3 separate regions of the Homo sapiens genome follow, and all the other regions are linked to region 1. The links are chromatin contacts, found by Hi-C or POLR2A ChIA-PET in ENCODE. All regions are on one chromosome and are shown on one strand. The core of a region is the stretch at or near the end of the contact, and the rest is flanking DNA. Distances in the headings are between cores, read along the strand shown.

Region 1 (4,394 bases), core at 657-3,156:
TCACTGCTCAATGTACACGGAAGCAATACCATGGTACTGCCTTTGAGAAAAGAAAGACTTTATTGCAAGACCAGCCAGCAAGGAGACAGGAGGCAGGTTCAAATCTTCCTCCCTGATTTGGGGTCTGGGGCAAGTTCTAAGGAAGCAGAGGGCAAAGGAAAGGACTTAGAAATGTTGGCTGGGCAGGATCTGTTTGAAGGCCTTCAAATTTGGCCATTTATGGTACGGTATGTTGAGGTGGATTTTAGCCCCTATCTTCTGGGCCAAGAGACCCTTCCCTTCTGAGAGTTCGAATGTTCGGGTTCCAGTCATGTCCCAGTCTTCTTCGTTCCAAGGAGACGAATAGTTGGTTCTGGATGTTTGTTAGAGATCAAATCTTTTTCTATGGTGCATGCCTGGGCTTTGTGACTTAAGAGTTTTTGGCTCTGTTATACCTGCAAGGTAACTCAACATTGTTACAAACAGAGTAAGCCCCGTTTGGGCTGGTACTGTGGTTACAACGGCACTTATTCCCACCACCTAGAGTCAAGAGCTGCTGGCACACTGGCTGTTTACTTCCAGTTCCCACGGCCCCTATTCCCCTATACAAAATTACACAGGAAACATATGCGTTCATTTAATTAGCAAGTGTATATAAAAACATCATAGACAAAGCAAAAGTCTCTCTTGACACTCTCCATCTTGACCTGTTCACCGCCCCAGACCAGGTGAGGAAATTTGAAGCTATGCTATCTGCAAGTCACTGGCGCAGTCGGAATAAAAGTTGGTCGTGGTGGGGGCGGGGGGGGGGTGGTCATCTGGGTCGGGACTGAGTCGAGGCAGGTGGGACTGAGTGGTAGGGACCTGGGGGGACATCTGGGTCGGGTCTGAGTCCAGACAGGCCACCTGCCTTGGGCCTCTAACATTTCCGCGCAGCGCTGGGCTTTGAGGCTTTCCAGAGCGCTGCCGGGGCGGGGGCGGGGTGAGGTGAGGGGCTCACCCTGGCTCTCCCACCCCTGCCTACGGGCTGTGAGGTCACTCGATTCATTTCTGGAACTAACTTGTAATTCTCAAACAAGTGCTATTAATTCTCTTCCAACTAGGAACGGCCTCAGTAACGCGCCGCTGAGTCAGTTTTCAGGGCGGGCGGTTTCCCCAAGTCCACTCCTGAGGCCCCTCAAGAGCACCCACCGCGTCCAGCTTCCCAGGGCGCTCCTTCCCAGGAGACCTTCTTTTCGCCACTGTTTTCTCCCCTCTTCCCACTTCTCCGAGGGCTGCCCCGCGGTCTGTCCGGCCGTGTCCCAGGCCTTGGCGCGGCTGAGGCATGACCGGAATGCGCGGGAGGACGCGGGGCACGGAGGGGACCTGAGGCACGGAGGGAACCCGGGGCGGGCCGGACTGGCCTGGGCCCTCGTCGGGGCGGTGCTCGACCCGGCCCGCGCCCCCCGCCCCGACACTCGCAGCCCCGCCTCCGGACCCCGGGTAGTTGCCATCCCCTCGCGGGCCGGGTGGGGCGCGCAGCTCCTAGCCCTGGGAGGTCCCGAGGATCGCGAAACGGAAAGAGAAAAAAGTCTGCGCCGAGCGCCTGGCAAGCAGGGCCCGCCCCGCCTCCCTTCCCGGCTGGTCCAGTCACCGACCTGCGGCTCCGGGGCCGCGAGGGAGGAGGCGCGGGGGGCGCGAGGCGGGGGCGAGCGCTTGGGACTCGGCCCGGCTCCCGGCTCCGGGGGTTCTCGTGGCCGCGGCAGCGCGGTCTCTGCGGAGGCGGCGGGGGCGCGGCCAGCCGGACCTCTTCCTTTCCAGAGCGGCCCGCGGCGCCCGTTCCGCGGGAGGCGGGCGGGAGGCGGACGCGGCCTAACCTCGACGTCGACTACCGCGCCGCCCGCGATGGGAAGCGCCTTATAAAGCCGCGCCCGGCCGGCCCGAGCCACTCGCCGCCGCGCCGCCCCGCTGCCCCGAACGCGGGCCATACGCAGCCTCCTTGGAGTGACGGGCCGACCCCGGACGACCCCGGCCACGGACAGACCCGGGACGACCCCGGCCGGGGCGCGCCTCCTGCGGGCGGGCGGGCGGCGGGGCTGGGGAGCCCTTGGCGGGGGCATGCGTGCGACATGGCCTCGGCGGTGTTTGAGGGCACGTCGCTCGTGAACATGTTCGTGCGCGGCTGCTGGGTGAACGGCATCCGCAGGCTCATCGTCAGCCGGCGCGGCGACGAAGAGGAGTTCTTCGAGATCCGCACGGAGTGGTCGGACCGCAGCGTGCTCTACCTGCACCGCAGCCTGGCGGACCTGGGCCGCCTGTGGCAGCGCCTGCGCGACGCCTTTCCCGAGGACCGGTCCGAACTGGCGCAGGGGCCGCTGCGGCAAGGTGCGGGGCCGGGGACGCGGGAGGGGCGCGGGGCCGAGGCAGCCTTGAAGTGCACGAAGGAGGCGGGGAAGAGACTTCAACCGAGATTGCGACTTCTCCTTTCTGCCCGCCCTGGACAGGGGACACTTGGACCCCGCGCCCGCAGACGAGGGGTGCCCGGGCGGCGGGGTTAGGGGGACGGGGAGCCAGCCTGCCCAGCCTGGGGGCGCCCCCGGCGGAGGAGCCAAATGGGGCGGGAAAGGGGCCGAGGCCGGCAGGGCGGGCGCCGGACTCTCCCTGAGGACGAGTCACTTCCGAGGAGGGCGGGGGCGCCCGGGGCTGAGCGGCTCACAGGGTCGGCCCGGCCCTAGCCCCCTGCCCGGTACCTCCCGAGGGCCGGCGGGCGGGCGCACTGGGAAAGCGTCTGGGAGCAGTTAACTGCAGGGTCCGAGCCGGGGGTCGCGTCGGGTCTGGCCGCCGCCCCGAGTTCTCCCCGCGGAGGGCGCGCCCCTGGTCTTCGAGCGCGAGGTGCCACGCAGCCCTTCCGTCCCTCCTCGGAGCGGCCGCCCCGCCCGCGGCTGCCGCGGACAGCCAGGGCCCCCCCGCACCCCCGCCAGGGCTGGTCCCCATTCGCGTTTGATCAGCTGCGCCGCCTCCTCCCCGGCCTCGTGACCGTCCTGGCTCGCGGGAATTCTTGTTTTCAGAAACCGCGGTGGCTTCCCTTTTCCTACCGCTCTGCCCGATCTTTCTTTTGGAGGCCAGGCTGAGGGGGTGGAAGCCGGGAGGACGCAAGAGAGAGGGACTGGAATTGAGACGGGAAGAATTGCGGGGTGGAGGGGGCAGGCCGAGGAGAGGGGCCGCCTGGGAGGGCCGGGAGGGGAGAAGGGGCGGGAAGACTGGAGGACTTCCGAGCAGGTCCCACCCCCCTCCATGGGTGACCACCTGTAGCTCGGAACATTGGGACAGTGGCCCAGCAGCCTTCTTTTCTGCAGTCCTCCTCTAAGCAGAGACCTCCTGAAAGCTTGGGGCCAAGTTACTGAAGCAGAAGGTGGCCCGTCCAAGTCTCCCCAGCCTCCTATCTGGCTGCGTTCTTGAGATAACCTGTGCTTTCCCCTGGCGATGGCCCCAACCCCAGTGTGAGAATTACGTGGATAATTAGCTTAGTTCTCATGACACATCTTTTGGAAGGGCTCCCACAGCCAGCGAGTTGGGGCCCTGAGCGAGAAGGCCCGCCTTTCAGGCCTCCCTCTGCTCCCCAGAGCCTCACATTTATAGCTGTTCTCCAGACAGTTGGGTGTTATTTCAAGCATGGAAGCAGTTTTCCTTGGATTTGCTGTTTGTTATGATATTTTAAATTTAACAAATCAATGCCCAAATCAGGAAAGCATCGTGAAGGAACAGCGGTTTATTCAATGACCTTTCCTGGAACGAGGCTTAAATACACTGGAGTCCCTGAGCTTCACTGTGGTCAGGCGTCTGAGCTCCGTGACCCCAGGCAGGCTGGTTGGAGCGGGATCCCCGTGGGGCTCCCCACCTGTAACTTTGTGCTTGTGGTCTCTGACGTTTGTGAGGACTGAAAGGCATGGTAGAGGGTCTAACAAGAGCAGGTTCTCCATAAATGCCAGTTGTCATTGTTACCGTCCCATCAGCTGCTTCTGGCTGGGGTTGGGCCAGACGGTGGAAAGAGGGCGTGGTTTCAGTTGCATCCACGCTGGTGGAAATACCTCACCTGGAGCAGGAGGGAGGGGCGTGCCCTGCACACACCCTGGCTCCGCCTCTTTTGCTGTCGCCCTAGTTGTGCTGGGTCTGTTACGCGGTCACAAGCTGTGTGGACACGCAGGAGTGGCTCAAAAGAGTGAAGAAAGGTTGAAGACGCGAGCGATTACCGTGGAGAAAAGGCTCAGAAGGGATATGATAGCTACCTCCAAGTACCTCAAGGGGAACAGAAATCAGAAATAGGGGTCAGAATGATGGTGGCAGGGCTGGTGGGCGGTGAGTGTGAGGTCCAGCGGCTGGGTGTAAAGGACTTTCTCACAGCACACCGTGGAACTGTTGGAGCTGCTCTCTCTGCT
Region 2 (4,394 bases), core at 1,895-4,394, 750 kb after region 1:
TCAAGAAAAAAGAGAAAGTAAAAGAAAAAAAAGAAAGCCTGTTTGGCTGAACTGTGGTTCAAAAAAAAAAAGAGTGGATGGTGGTAGATGCAGTCAGGGAGGTGGGAGGGGTCTGACCTGACCCCTCCTAGGGTAGGGGTGAGGATTTTATTCTAAGCCTGACAGAAAGCCCTTGGAGCCTCTTAAGCTGGAGAGTAATATGGAATGATCGCCAGTTGTGGTGGCTCACACCTGTAATCCCAGCATTTTGGGGGGCCGAGGTGGGGGGATCACCTGAGGTCAGGAGTTTGAAACCAGCCTGGTCAATGTGGCAAAACACCATCTCTACTAAAAAATACAAAAATTATCCGGGTATGGTGGCATGTGCCTGTAGTCCCAGCTACTTGGGAGGCTGAGGCAGGAGAATCACTTGAACCTGGGAGGTGGAGGTTGCAGTGAGTCAAGATTGTGCCATTGCACTCCAGCCTGGGCAACAGAGCAAGACTCTGTCTCAAAAAAGAAAAAGAAAATAGAGTGATATGAAATGATTTACCTTTGTAAATGTTGCCAGTGTTTCTGCAGACTGGGGGAACACCTTATCCTGATTCCCAAAGTGATTGCCCGAAATCATGTTGTTTGTATGAAATGCTTCATTTTCACTCCTCTAGACAGGGCATCCATTCTTCAGTGTCCCCAGCTCACCACTCCCTTTTGTATTCCTTGGCCCAGTTTACATGTTTACATCATATGGCTGGTGGCATGTGAGTTTGTGACTTCTGTCTCCATCCCCCTAGCGGTTAAGAATAAGAATCTGAGGTCCAAGAGCTGAGTGACTAACTCAGCTCTATTTGAGTGACTCAGCTCTATTTTCTATACTATTTGAAATAGTGGGGAAAGACTCCAACACAGGCTCTTGACTTGCAGTTGTGTCACTGTTCACTTGACCCCAGGCACTTCCCTTGGCACCCCATCCACAGCAGTGACAGTTCTCTCCCTTTTTAGAAACTATGCACCTACCCAGGCCTACAGGAAAAAAGAGCCATGTGGTTATTAAACTGTATATACCAGGTCAAGTGGGCTCTGATATTTTTGACGTGTACATTATTTAATTTTAAGAAGTTATTTTATAATGTTTTCACTTTTTTTCCTGTGCCTCTTTCCATGTGGACAGTCCCCGTGCTGGGCATTCTAACAGACAACATCTCACAGTGTATTCAGTGTGTATTCATGCGGCAGCTAAACCATTGCCTGCATACCCTTTTGTGCCCATTTTCCTATTTCTGGGACCTTAGGTTATTTCCATTTTTTTCCCAAAACTATAAACAGCACAGCTAGAAGTATATATTATTTAATACTTGTTCCTTTTCATGTATTTCTTTGGCTGTGATCTTCGGAGATTAAAGGTTAAACTGATTTATTTTTTCAGAGATTAAAGGTTAAAGAAGCTGATTTTTGGCCGGGCGCAGTGGTTCATTAATCCCAGCACTCTGGGAGGCCGAGGCAGGCGGATCACCTGAGGTCAGGAGTTTGAGACCAGCCTGACTAATATGGTGAAACTCCATTTCTACTAAAAATACCAAAAATTAGCTGGGTGTAGTGGCACGCACCTGTAATCCCAGCTACTCGGGAGACTGAGGCAGGAGAATAGCTTGAACCCGGGAGGCAGAGGTTGCAGTGAGCTGAGATTGTGCCATTGCACTCCAGCTTGGGCAATAAGAGTGAAACTCCATCTCAAAAAAAAAAAAAAAAGAAAAAGAAAGGAAGAAGAATGAGTTCAAGACCAGCCTGGCCAATATGGTGAAACTCCCACCTGTACTAAAAATACAAAAATTAGCCGGGCATGGTGGCAGGCGCCTGTAATCCCAGCTACTCAAGGGGCTGAGGGGGGAGAATCGCTTGAACCTGGAAGGCAGAGGTTGCAGTGAGCTGAGATTGCCCCACTGCACTCCAGCCTGGGCAACAGAGTGAGACTCTTCTAAAAAAAAAAGAAAAAAGAAAAAGAGGGCCGGGAGCAGTGGCTCACGCCTGCAATCCCAGCACTTTGGGAGGCCCAGGCGGGCGGATCACGAGGTCAGGAGTTTGAGACCAGCCTGACCAACATGAAACCCGTCTCTACTAAACATACAAAAAATTAGCCAGGCGTGGTGGCACGCCCCTATAATCCCAGGTACTCGGGAGGCTGAGGCAGGAGAATTGCTTGAACCCGGGAGGCGGAGGTTGCAGTGAGCCGAAATCGTGCCACTGCACTCCAGCCTGGGCGACAGAGTGAGACTCCGTCTCGGGGAAAAAAAAAAAAGCTGATTTTTTTTTTTCCCAGAGAGATTATAGGTTAGAGAAGCTGATTTTTCATTTTTTCCACAGTGCCACAATGTCCTTGACAAAGGCAGCGCAAACCAGTGGTTCAGCCGCGCCTTCAGGGCAGCGCTGGGCAGCGCACGGGCCTAAACCCCGGTACCCCCTTTACAGACTGACCTTGGGCCCGCTGATTCCTACTTGTAATATGACTATGATACCAGCACCCGCTCCATAGGGTTGAGGGCAGATTCCACCAGACGATTCGACACCGGGACCCTGCGTGTGGGCGCGTTCCGTGAGAGCCAAGCACGATCCTATGTACAGAATGGTCCCTGGCCCGGGCGCGACGACCCACAGGGCCATATGGCCGGCCAGCTGAAATCCCTGAGAGCGTTCTGGCCGTCCAGTCCGGGAACTGTCCTTCCCAAGTCCCCCGGTCCCCGACAGGGGATCACTCACCTTCCGACCAGCGCACTCCCCAGTAGGAGCCGCAGGACTGGGACCCGCGTCTCCCCAAGGACCGCTCTAGGAGTTGCGCCAGGTTCCGGCCGCACTGGACCGCGCACTCGCTGACGCCTGGAGGGCGGGAGCGCTGCGACTGCGCCCCCGGGGACCACGGACCGGTGCCAACCTAAGCAGCCCGGAACCTGCCCCGCGCCGCGGGACTGCAGGCCTCTTTACGCAGCGCGCCTACCACGCCGAGGCCCCGCCCACTCACCCGCCCCGCCCGTGAGCCCCGCCCACACCCCGCCCCGCCCCCGAGCCCCGCCCACTCCCCGCCCCGGCGGTGCGGTGCCTCGCTCCGCGCCCGTCCGCGCCCAGGCCCCGCCTCCACAGCGGCGTCCCGCCCCACCCACACCTCGCCTCGGCCCCTAAGCTCCGCCCACTCCCCGCCCCTGAGGTCCATCTGGGGCCTCGCCCGGCGATCTGGGACTGGGGAGGACCCTGCTGACTTCCAGGCAGGTGGAAACTGGATTGATAGAAATCCAGCGCGGGGAGGCTGTGCTGAGAGGAGGGACGCCCCTGCCCTGCGCCTCCCGCTCCCCATCTCTGGCTGGTATCCCGGTTACAGAATGAGGGTCCGTGGTGCAACAGAAAGAATGAGCCACTGATACACTCATCAGCTTGCTCGGATCTCCCGGGGAGTTACGCTGGTGAGAGAAACCAGTCCCAAAGGTCACTCACCGACGGCGCCGCTGGTGTACTGGTATTATGCAAGATGCCCTCGCAAAGGTCACGCACGGATGGTTCATTTATCCAAAGACCAAAGGAGAGAAATGCAGGACTCATTAGCAGTGCCCAGGAGATAGGGGGGCGGGTGGGTGTGGCTATAAAAACGCAACCCGGGGGGTGCCTGTGAAGGAAATCTGCGTCCCGCGGAACGCAACACGCTGTTGGGATACTGGATTGTCCTTTGTGAGATGCCACTATCGGGGGAAACCGGATGGCTTCACAGAAAAAGTTCGTTTAAAGGAAAATGGTTTAAGGCCAAGGAAATACCTAGAAAACGGAAAGTCTTGAAACCAGAGCCGGTGGGGAGTTATGGGGGGCGGTGCTGGTGAACAGTTTGGGCCGACTTTTTCCAGCGCTTGCTGGCTTCTGCCACCTCATTTGGCAGTCACCTGCCACTGTGACCTCCCCAAGTCCCTTCTCCAAACTCAATTCCTTGATTTCTGGTGTCCCGGGATGGCCCCACTCCAACAATAGAGCAGAAGGAAGGAAGGTTTCCCCTGTGTTTAGAACGTTCCTAACGAAAATAACTGCAACTCTTGATTGTACCTCCTGAGGGTCGTTGGGACTTTCCCTCTCAGACATTTATTGGTTCATTCATTCGTTCATTTTGCTGTAACTCACAGTGGCCCTCCCCATCCTAAGGTGCACTGCTGGGATTGGTCTATGTGCTGATGATGTTCTCCTTGTCTTCAGAGGTGAGAATGTGCCCTCCCTCCGAGATGCCCTCTTGCCCCTGAGCTCCCCAGCAGGGAATAGGCTGCCTTGTCTTGTGAGTCCAGATCCTGGGAACAACTTTCATTTAGGAATGGAACAGCAGGTCCTGGGAGCATTGGCGCCTGCGCGCCCATCATGCGCGTGTGTGATGCAACATCACCACCTTGTGGCAG
Region 3 (4,394 bases), core at 485-2,984, 630 kb after region 1:
CCAGAAAAACCTGTTTCTTCAGAGATATTTTAGGAAGAATGATCTGCAATGCAACTAGATGGATGGGGCCTTCCTCAACCATTAAATAACCTATCAGAACTATACTGGTAGGCCGAGAGCGGTGGCTCACGCCTGTAATCCCAGCACTTTGGGAGGCTGAGGCAGGTGGATCATTTGAGGTCAAGAGTTCGAGATCAGCTTGGCCAACATGGTGAAACCCCATCTCTACTAAAAACACAAAAATTAGCCGGGCATGGTGGCAGGTACCTGTAATCCCAGCTACTCGGGAGGCTGAGGCCACGAGAATCGCTTAAACCTGGGAGGCAGAGGTTGCAGTGAGCGAGATCACAACACTGCACTCCAGCATGGGCAAAAGAGCGAGAGTCAGTCTCAAAAAAAAAAAGAACTATATTGGTACAATCACAGTAACTTATTTCGATGCCTTTCTGCAGACAGGAAACTGGAAAAAATAATCATTTTCACTGTTAATTTATACAGCTGTAGCCATTAACATGTTTTTCCATCTATCAAAATAGCCCTGACCATCTTATAATAATTCTAAAATTAAAGGAGCTAGTCAATTGCAATATGAAATTTTAAAAGCTGGTCAGATTTGCCCTCTTTTCTCCTTCTAAATCAAGTTTTCAAACTAAAAGTTTCTATGTTGGATCAAGTACAGTTCTAAACGCTGTGTACCTATCTAGTACTGACTTTATGAAAGTAGCCCATCAACAGTCAACTGCGCACATGCACTGTGTACGTTCGTTGTATACGTGTGTTTGCATGTGTGTAGGGATGTATGTAGAGAATAAAGTAAAACAAGCTTCATGCCGCTCTATCCACATTTCTGCCCAGTATCTCTTGGGACCAAGAGTATCCATTTTCAAGACAGAAGGTCAGAAATTAATCCAGTTTTTTTGTTATTGTTTTACCTGAAATGGGGGGACAGGTGGGAGGACAAAAGAGAATAAAGCAGATTCCTGGGCATCTCCACACATGTAGATCAGATCCTCTGGGAGTGAGGCCCAGGATTCTGAATTTTCAGTTCCCAACGTGATTCTTTTGCACATTAAGGTACGAGATCAGCAAGCAAAGAGAAGACTTAGGGCTCTCGGGACCCGTGATTAAAGCCTTAGCGGTACTCAGGCTCAGGCTGATTTCTGACATAAGAGAAAGAAGAGATTATTGTCCTTATGCCCTTAGTGTGGACTCTGGACAGAGCAATGGACTAATGAGGGCGTTGGGATTCTAGTCCGTGCTCCGTCACGGGTGAGTCCATACTACAGGCAAATGTATCTCCCTGGGTCTCTCTGGTCTGCACACTGAAGGGGCTGCACTCTATAGCCCAAGCCTCCACGGCTCCAGACTCCTTGAACTGAGGCTGACCGAGGCGCATGCACGATCGAGGGGCTCGAGCACCAAGCGCGGCTGGCCCCCAGGATCGGGGTCTCGCGGCACAAAGGGCGACAGGGCAGCCAGGCCGCGCCCACGCCCCGTGCCCGCGCGCCGGGAACTCCTGCTGTCGGCACGCGCCCCTCCCGCCGCCCCTCGAGCGCGCCGATGCTGGGGATCCCCGGGGCGAGGTGGCCGCCATTACCCGAACGCGGCCGCGGGTCCGGCCCGTGGGACGTGGATCCCGGGCTTCAGCGCTGAGAGAAGCAGCCGCAGGCGCAACACGCCCCGGCCGCCCAGCACAGCCACCATGGTCACAGGTCGCGTAGCTGCCGGGAGTGCGCATGCGCTAAGACCAAGCGCGGTACCCGGCCCACTCTGCCCCGAAGCCACGCCCTCTGCTCCGCCCACCTCGCCTCTCCATCCTGCTCCGCCCTCTGCCCGCCCCGCCCCGAAGCCACGCCCTGCCGGGTGCTTTCCCATGGGCGACCGAAACTCGGCTCGTGGTTTCGCAGTCCTGGAACCGCCGGCACCCGCGTAGACCGTCCCCTCTCGGTGCTGGCTCTGGCTCCCGGGATGAGTGTCCCCGTCGGCGCTGCCCCGCCCTCGCTCGTCGCCTCAGCGACCATGGCCTTTCCAGGAGGCGAGGCCGCCAGCCATAGCGCCCTCGCTGCGTCGGCGTCCAGGCGGGACTCCGGAGTGGGCGGGGCTCCGGCTCTAGGCAGGCTGCTATGTTGGATCAAGTAAAGTTCTAAACGCTGTGCACCTATTTAGTACTGACTAGTACTAGGAAGTGTATTTGCTTTTCGGAGATGATGGGATCTAAATTTTGTTTATACCACTTCACGCCCATTAGGATGGCTACTAGCAAAACCCCCAGAAATTAGTGTTGGTGAAGATGTAGAGAAATTGAAGCCCTTGTATATTGCTGTTGGGAATGTAAAATGGTGCAGCCATGTGATGAACAATACTGCGGTTCCTCAACAAATCAGTTATATGATCCAGCATTTTCTTTTCTGGGTATATAACCCAAAAGAATTTAAAACAGGGTGTACAAGAAGAAATGTTTTTACACTCACGTTGACAGCGGCACTATTCACAATAGCCAAAAGGGTGGAGGCAATTTAAGTGTCCAAAAACAGATACATGGATAAGCAAAATGTTGTCTGTGCATGCAAGGGAACATTTTTTAGCCTGAACAAAGAACGAAATTCTGACACTTGCTACTACATGGATGAACCTGGAGGACACTATGCTGAGGGAGGTAAGCCAGTCAAAAAAAGACAAATACTGTGTGATTCCACTTATATAATAAGGTACCTAGAGGAGTCAAACTTATAGGGACAGAAAATAGAATGGGGGTTGTTGAGGGCTGGTGGAAGGGGGAATGGAAAGTTGGTGTTTCATGGGGACAGAGTTTCAGTTTGGAGAGATGAAAAAGTCCTGGGGATGGATTTTGGTGATGCCTGCATTACATTGTGAGTGTACTTACTGCCACTGAACTACACACCTAAAAGTGGTTTAAGTGGTAAGTTTTATGTATGTTTTACCACAATTAATTTTTTTTCTTTTGGCTGTATAATTGCAGCTTTATAAAGGTTATAGACATTATCTAATTGAAAGCTCAGTGGAGAAAAAAAACAACTATTGCTTTTTAAGTCAATCGTTCTGCCTTAATTGGAAATAACTGGCAGATTTGTGGCTACTGTTGTAGCCTTGGCTTGAATAATTGGAGACAACAGCTTCTTTGCATATTGCATTTCTTCTCCTCCAAGAGACCTTTTTGGTGTAACAGTCAGTCCTGTGAGCACAGTGCTTGTAGGTGTTACACTCATAGAAATTTCTGTCACCTGCAGTGTCCTCACTGGCCCATTGGACTTTCTTGAGTAGTAAAGGCAGTTTTGGCCTAAATACAGACTATGCAAAAGTTTTCATATTCTACTCTCAACATAAATCTATCACATTAATTCCTGCATAAAAGGAAAGAGACATATATAATGTTTGAGTTTAATATCGTTTGACTTTCAGAAATCTTTGGTGAGGTCAGTATTTCCTTTTTTCCTGATATGTTGATTGGGGTTTCATCTCAGAAATGATAAAAATAGCTGTCTGTACAGTTTCAACACCAGTTACCCTTGTGCTAATAAAAAACGGTAGCACTGAGTTTTAGGTTATTGGTGTCACAATTTTTTTTTTTTGAGACGGAGTTTTGGTCTTGTTGCCCAGGCTGGAGTGCAATGGCGCAATCTCAGCTCACTGTAACCTCTGCCTCGCAGGTTCAAGCAATTCTCCTGCCTCAGCCTCCTGAGTAGCTGAGATTACAAGCACCCGCCACCATGCCCGGCTAATTTTTGTAATTTTAGTAGAGACGAGGTTTTGCCATGTTGGCCAGGCTGGTCTCAAACTCCTGACCTCAGGTGATCCACCCGCCTCAGCCTCCTAAAGTGCTAGGATTACAGGTGTGTGCCACCGCGTCCAGCGTGGTGTCACTATTTTTAAGTAACATACCTGACAACCAGTTCTTTATATATAGCAAGATCGTACAGTTTAAAAAAACTGCCATTTTTGTGCCAGGCACCTTATGATATATCATATTTCTTTAATCTTCACATTAGCCTTCTGTGCTATTGCACTCTCCATTTATAGATGAGGCAACTGAGGCTAAGAAAGGTTAGGAAGCAAGCCCTAGGTAACACAGCTGAAAAGTAATTTTGAGCTGCTCAATTTCAGGACTCTATACTTGCATAATGACGGCGAAAGGTTAGGAAGCAAGGCCTGGGTAACACAGCTGAGAAGGGGCAGGGGGGAGTTTTGAGCTCTCAATTTCAGGACTCTATACTTGATGATGATGATGATGATTGCTATTATTATTGAGGCACGGTGTGATCACAGCTCCCCACAGCCTCAAACTCCTGGGCTCAAGTGATCCTCCCACCTTAGCCTGCCAAGAAGCTAGGACTACAGGCATACACCACCACACCTGGCTAATATTTTTTAATGTT

What was found. A loop is a pair of places that touch in the nucleus more often than their neighbours do. ChIA-PET counts read pairs that join two places held with the same protein, here RNA polymerase II (POLR2A). Pooled maps may share reads with other maps.
Region 2: a pooled map shows a loop between it and region 1 (4-fold over the local background). The contact joins the promoter of NQO2-AS1 here to the promoter of PXDC1 in region 1. A Hi-C loop is called at or near these places in 2 of 37 single-sample maps with no recorded cell type and 11 of 50 pooled maps. POLR2A ChIA-PET finds 5 or more read pairs at or near these places in 1 of 52 experiments (PC-9).
Region 3: a loop to region 1 is called in a map of B cell, with 5 times the contacts of the local background. The contact joins the promoter of BPHL here to the promoter of PXDC1 in region 1. A Hi-C loop is called at or near these places in 3 of 168 maps with a recorded cell type or tissue (B cell, CD8-positive, alpha-beta T cell and tibial artery), 1 of 37 single-sample maps with no recorded cell type and 1 of 50 pooled maps.

The regions. Positions count from the first base shown.
Region 1 is chr6:3,749,225-3,753,618 of GRCh38, reverse strand. PXDC1 (PX domain containing 1) reads left to right here and starts at 1,906. Exons shown (of 5, transcript NM_183373.4): 1 at 1,906-2,343. The coding sequence starts at 2,088. RefSeq lists silencers at 1,393-1,562, 1,613-1,852, 2,603-2,682.
Region 2 is chr6:2,998,425-3,002,818 of GRCh38, reverse strand. NQO2-AS1 (NQO2 antisense RNA 1) reads left to right here and starts at 3,144. Exons shown (of 2, transcript NR_186367.1): 1 at 3,144-3,428. NQO2 (N-ribosyldihydronicotinamide:quinone dehydrogenase 2) reads right to left here and starts at 2,925. Exons shown (of 7, transcript NM_000904.6): 1 at 2,734-2,925. RefSeq lists a silencer at 2,927-3,176.
Region 3 is chr6:3,116,051-3,120,444 of GRCh38, reverse strand. It overlaps BPHL (biphenyl hydrolase like), which reads right to left and starts at 1,734. Exons shown (of 7, transcript NM_004332.4): 1 at 1,598-1,734. The coding sequence starts at 1,704. LOC107986556 (a long non-coding RNA gene) reads left to right here and starts at 1,798. Exons shown (of 4, transcript XR_001743928.3): 1 at 1,798-2,656. RefSeq lists a silencer at 1,437-1,826 and an enhancer at 1,865-2,500.